Regions from separate parts of the Mus musculus genome. Here region 2 is linked to region 1. A link is a loop called in an ENCODE intact Hi-C map of the cell type or tissue named here. Cell type or tissue: left cerebral cortex. All regions are shown on one strand. Links, peaks and the distances in the headings refer to the core of each region. The heading gives the core; the rest is flanking DNA.

Region 1 (2,907 bases), core at 103-2,602:
TTTGACATAATGCATTTCCTTTACTGTAAGTAAGGAATACTTGCTAATTAAACACAAAACAAAAAACTCTTTCTGTGTAACTGGAGCACTGTGGCTCACACCTACAATCTCAGCACCACTGAGGCCAGGGTAGGGGTAACACGAGTTCTGGCAATCCTGGCTAGTAAGCAAGATACAAGCAAGCAACAGCAACAATCACCACAAAGCCAAAGCCAAAAAAGCCCATCTATGGAACCTGCATAATACAAGTAAAGCCAGCTTTAATACACAAGGAAGGTAGAGAAATTTGGGGAAACATTTTTAGTATGTTTGGGGTATTCTTCCCGAGGTACATTTCCCCACATTTTGTTTAGGCTAGTACGTGTTCCTTTATTATAAACAAATATAAACCAAGTAACTATTTAGTGTTCATTAAAAAAGAAGACATATTTATCTGTTTTCTTAGTTTTGCCGTTACGGCATTTGACATTTTGGTTGTAGTGATAGACTTGAAGCTGTCAAATCTATCAGCAGAAGTAGAGCTAAATCAAAGGTATTATTTTCCGGTATCTTATTGTAGTTTTGGCAAAGTCAAATCTGTCACTAAGATCCGCCCCTTTATCTGTTCGCTGAAATAACAACTGAACAAGTCTTTAGGTCAATTTTTCCGCCTCACTTATTTCACAACTTTAAAGTGAGGTGCAAGAACCTCTGGTTCGACTTTCAGCCTTCCTCCCGGGTTCCTCCTGGGACAGACCTCTGGACGAACCCCGACCCCAAGTCCCAGCTCGGCTTCCAGGAGTCTGCACAGATCAGGCCATTGAAAGTTCCAAGAAGCCGGGCTGGCTGTCGCCCACAGGCTGCTCTGGGCGACAAACGTGGTTTAGGAACGCGGAAAAGCGGAAGCCCTTGGACCTCCGCGCCCCGCCCTCGGCGCCACTACCACGCCCTGCGCGAGACTCAGACCAGACACATCGAGCGCAGAATGGCGATGCCTCTCTGCCAGGCGTCTCCATCAGAAGCCAGCAAAGCCCAGCAGCGGGCAGTAGCTGTCCTTCCCGAACGCCGGGCGGGCTGCGGTCACCCCCCAGCCAATCCCGAGCCGTCGCAGACAGGCAGCGAATCGGCGGCCGGCATTCCAGGCGCGATGAGTCGAACTCCGACGCGGGGATCGGGCGGCCCGCGGAGCCGGGGCTGTTTCTCAGCAATCCGTGCCAGGCGTGGCTCCAGGCCTTTCCACTCCGACTCTGCGCGTGCGCCCGCCCGGCAGCCGGCGGCCGCGGTGTCCGCTGCAGCCCGCCGCCAGGGAGTCGCGCCGATGCACGGGCAACAACGCGGGCCACGATGACAGATTACGGCGAGGAACAACGCAACGAGTTGGAGGCTCTGGAGTCCATCTACCCCGACTCCTTCACAGGTGACTTTGGCGGCCTCCTGCTCCGGGGCGGAGGCCGGGGCCCCGCGGCCCTTCCTGCCGCTCTCCAGACAGTTTCCAGCACTCGCCTGCTTCCTTCCCCACTGTCCTGAAATCCGAAGGTCCGGGTGGCTCTGCGGAGGCCCTGGAATTGGTCCTGACCGCTTTGGTTTCGCGTAACCTCCGTCATCCGAGATTCACTGAAGCACGCGGGGGGTGGGGGGAACTAGCAGTGCGATGAGTTTCTCCAGAGCCGCTTAATGTCCCCCCTTTACCTCCTATTTTAAGCTCTGGTGAAGTAGCAGCTGTTTTCCCTGCTGAGAAGATTGGGATGCTGGCTTTTGAGAGCAGCACACTCGGGGATGTCTTATTCTCTCTATAAGAGTGATCAGGCATTCTGCAGAATGCCTGATGAACGATGTGGTCGCTGTGGTTCTTAGGTATCTTAGACGTCGTCGAGGTTCTGGAGGCCCAGGGAAGGCAAGTGGCTTGTGCTCTCCCTCCTCCAGCCAGAGGTCCTTAGTTCTTACATCCTGAAGACTTCGGTTAAGGATTCAGCCTCAGCTTAGATGTAGGAAGAGCTGATTGGGTCTAAGGGAAAGCATCCGTCAGGAAATTCATTAGTAGAATCTTTCCTTGTGAGTCTGTTTCCATGGAAAACCTATCTATGGGTCTTCTCAAATTAGGGAAGCACTCAAGGTAAAGTCAGTATGAACGTAGGCTGGGGATTGATGGGATTTACATTCCACAACCCTTCCTCCAAGTGTTGTCAAGTATTACTTAGTGTCTGAATTAAGAACCCAAGGCATATTACTTTAAATCCTAAACCATCCCTTTCATTGCTTAGCTTAGTTTTCTTTCTTGGCTTCACTTTTTGACCAACTTTTTGCAATGGAAGCAAATTTTGTTCTGCTTTGCCAACAGGCAGATGTCTCTCAGCTACTCCTGTGTAGCTCCAGTCGAGTTCATGTTCTCTCGCACCAGCAATACAGCTGTGTTGCGGATGTTAAGGGATGAGTGAAGAGGGGGTTGAGAGTGTCATTACCTGGGTGAGTGTATGTGTGGAGTCTGGCTTCCTTCTCTATCCTTGCTTATATGTCAGTGTCAAACTAAAATAAAGCGCTAGTGTCAGTTGTCCGATATAGTCTGAATTACGATGTTTAGACCTTTCTAGCACGTTAGAAATATAATAGGCATGAACCCTTTGTAGGCAGAAACAAAAATGCATGAGGCATACAGTATTTTTAACTTGTCTTAAATATTAGGTTATCCTTCACTAAGTTCCGCGCATGTGTGTCTTACAATGGCACATTTTTTATGTCTTAAAGCAGTATTGTATTGAATTTTGCTAGGTCCCAGTAGTAGTAGTATATGGAATTCTTGTCAGATGTACAAGTGCATAAGGAGCCTGAGTGAGCCAGGGTAACAAATGACGACTTACGATTATTTTGATGCACTCACCTATTCCATAGCAACCTGCTGAGCCTGCTTGTAATTCCTTTCTGCATCCATAC
Region 2 (2,907 bases), core at 175-2,674, 190 kb before region 1:
CCTGTCCAAATATCAGGAAGTTAACGCAAATTAGTGATTTATCTGAGTTAGCATTTAAAAGCCTAACAGTAGTATTTCTTTTCTTTTTTTTCTTTTTTTTTTTTTTAATCCGTGGTGAGGAGCCACTTTTGATTGCAAAATCTGTAACTTTTCCTAATAGTGTGGTTGCCTGGAAGCGCCCTTGGGTCTCCATAGTCTGTCAGAACTCCGAGCAATTGTTAGCAAACAGGGTTGAGTAAAACCGCCCATTCTTACGAACGGGTAAGTGTCTCTCGAAAAGCTGCCTTTTCATAGAATCTAGTAGGTTAATTCTCTTTAACTCTGAGGAAGGAGATCCAACCCTGGACCGGTTAGAGTTTGTATTGGATGGCTACATTTCATTGAAAGAATAAACAAAAGTTGGGTGCATATCTCTCTCACGCGCGCGCGTACACACACAAACACACACACACACACACACACACACACACACACACACACACACACACACACACGAAATAAGATAAAGTTTCCTTTGTGAACTGCAAACTCTAAAGGATCTTCCCCCAATCCTTTATCTTTGCTGATTAAAATCAGTTCAGCTTACAGGGTTCCTTGCGGTAGGATTCCCTGTATTTTGCAACTCCATTCTAGGCGACAACTGCTTCGGATTAGGTGGATTTTCCCCTTTCTCTTTGAGAGTAAAACTGATTCAGGAAAGGGGGGAAGGGAGGGAGGCGTCGGGAGTGTAACTATTTTGGAGCCTGGAGAGGGGGTTGGCCGCTAGCTTTGGTAGTGGGATTCTTTAAATTCTCGGCTTTCCTCTTCCAGCGCTTTAAAAAACGAATCGGCCCCTCCTCCCCCGGCCTCCAGAAATTATCTTTCCTTTGGGTGAGATTCCAGAGTGGAACTTGAAGCTCTTGGGTCAGGAGAAATCAGAGCTGTAGGAACCAAAGCGGCGGGGCGGGGCGGGGCAGGGCAGGGCAGGGTGCTTGGGGTTCTGTGGGGTCCTGTGGTGTCTTGTGGGGTCCGGGCCGCAGCGACCGGAAGGCAGAGCCTCGCGTGGAGCCGTGATCTGGGGCGCCGGAGGAGAGCCCGTGCGGAGGTCCGGATTGGGCTGGGCGGGGGTCCCGCTCTCCCCCTCCCCATCCTCGCCTCCCGGGCTCTGCTGACGTTGCGGCTTCCTCCGCCCCAGGCAGAGCCCTGCCGCGGCCCACCCCCCTCTCTCCGCCGACGGTCTCCGCCCAGTCCGCACGGCGGCTAGAGGCTGCAGCGGCGCACCCCGGGCGCAGCGCCCTGAGCTCGGATGGCTCGGCGCGCAAGCTGAGGGCCCGACTCCAGGGGTCCGGAGTCCCGGCGCCCCACGGGGACGCAGAGAGAGGACGCCCGGGAGGACGGAGCGGTGAGTGATGGGCTGGGTTGGGCGCTGCTCTGGGCCACGCTCCAGGAAGCTACCCTCCTGTGGCTCCATGGGTCTACACTGGACCGGTCCCTACGGACCAGCTTGAGCCACGTCCCCCGCTGCGCGTCGATTTCCCTGTGGACTGAGCATCTCGGGCCAGCTCTGCTGGCTCCGTGATCTCCTACCCGGGTACCCAGCTCAGACAGCAGCACCGAGATCAGGAGCGAATGGCGGGGACTGGACGTGCTCCCGAGTTTCCAGAGGTTTGGAGATAGCACACCCTTGCGTTCCCTTCCTATGCTACACCAGTTATCTAGGGATGGTAGTGGTCGTGTGCTCCCATGCTGGTTGTGCCTGTGCGACCTCCGGACCGCCAACGCCCAGAAAGCTGCTTCTGAGTCACCCCCAGCCACAGGATTCCAGCGCCCCTGCACTCCAACACCCCAGAGTGATTGGGCAACCTCAACCCGAGGCCGCCTGGGCCAATCGGGGGCCCGGCAGGCGGGCTTGACTCGGGCTGGGGAGCACTGTAAGCGATGCCACATGGGCTCAGAATCTGTCGAGGCTGGATCTGAGCTAACTTTGTGAACTGAGAACTTTCTCATCTCTCCTTTGAGGCAACAGCCTCCGTTTAGGCCAGCTGGCATTCATAACCTAATCCTTTGCTTCCAATGCAAGAGGCCGGCCTCTTTCACCTGGAATTCTTTAGGTCAGGAACTGACACGTTGGTTTCTAGAGATTTTCTAGTGGATTCTTGAAAACATTTGGTGTTTATTGCTGCTTAATCAACAATATCTTAAGGAAGGTAGAATCTTCTAGAAATATTTTCATATTCTTTCACATTACAGAATTTTCACTTTTACTAATTGTCTTTTCAGCTTTTACATCTTCTTAATAAATGATAGTACTAGTGAAGTTAAAAAAAAGATTCATTAGTGTCACTTCAAAATTATGTGTCTGTCTGGGAGTATATGCACAGGACTATAGACAGGTGCCTGCAGAGGTCAGAAGAACATTAGATGTGTTAGTATGGTAGCTACACTCTGAGCATCCTAATGTGGGTGCTGGGAAATGAACTCTGGTCCTGGACAAGAGCAGTACCAGTTCTTGACCACTGAGCCATCTCTACCCCTTATGAAACCAAAATTTTGTAGAAGATTTTGGACTATACTACTAGAGAGAACTACAAAATGTAACGTGCATGGGAAAAATAAAACAGGATTACCCTATTATTTGTTCACACATTACTATTTTCCTTTAATCCTGTACAAATGTGGTCTTTTTGGGGGGGGGGTAGTAAATTCTATTCTACTGAAAAGGGAGAAAATTTTGGATTTAACATGTGTTTACTATAGTGACACTCCTTGAGGGCTTAACCAAAAGCATGAGTGTGGGTTACTAGGACAGGGAGTGGGTACACGAGATACAGCCCCTGCTTTCTTGGAGTGTCTTTGGCTGTAGAAAGAGGAATATGAGACTAAGCAATATGGAGGACTTGAATGTCGGCAGAGTCCTTTAGTCATTAT

What was found. A loop is a pair of places that touch in the nucleus more often than their neighbours do. Peaks named below come from ENCODE experiments on the same cell type or tissue, not always from the same donor. Only the 100,000 strongest peaks of a DNase experiment are listed, where the experiment ranks them.
Region 2: a loop joins it to region 1, with 8 times the contacts of the local background. A loop is called at or near these places in 1 of 42 quality-filtered maps.

Annotation. Positions count from the first base shown.
Region 1 is chr10:34,017,855-34,020,761 of GRCm38, reverse strand. Rwdd1 (RWD domain containing 1) reads left to right here and starts at 1,146. Exons shown (of 7, transcript NM_025614.3): 1 at 1,146-1,396. The coding sequence starts at 1,324. In left cerebral cortex, for the core only: a CTCF peak has its summit at 1,249; DNase peaks (open chromatin) are centred at 1,043, 1,597 and 1,788; H3K4me3 peaks cover 2,415 bases; H3K27ac peaks cover 1,452 bases.
Region 2 is chr10:34,205,554-34,208,460 of GRCm38, reverse strand. Dse (dermatan sulfate epimerase) reads left to right here and starts at 1,226. Exons shown (of 6, transcript NM_172508.3): 1 at 1,226-1,381. In left cerebral cortex, for the core only: a CTCF peak has its summit at 1,677; DNase peaks (open chromatin) are centred at 454, 814, 1,283 and 1,539; H3K4me3 peaks cover 1,606 bases; H3K27ac peaks cover 1,395 bases.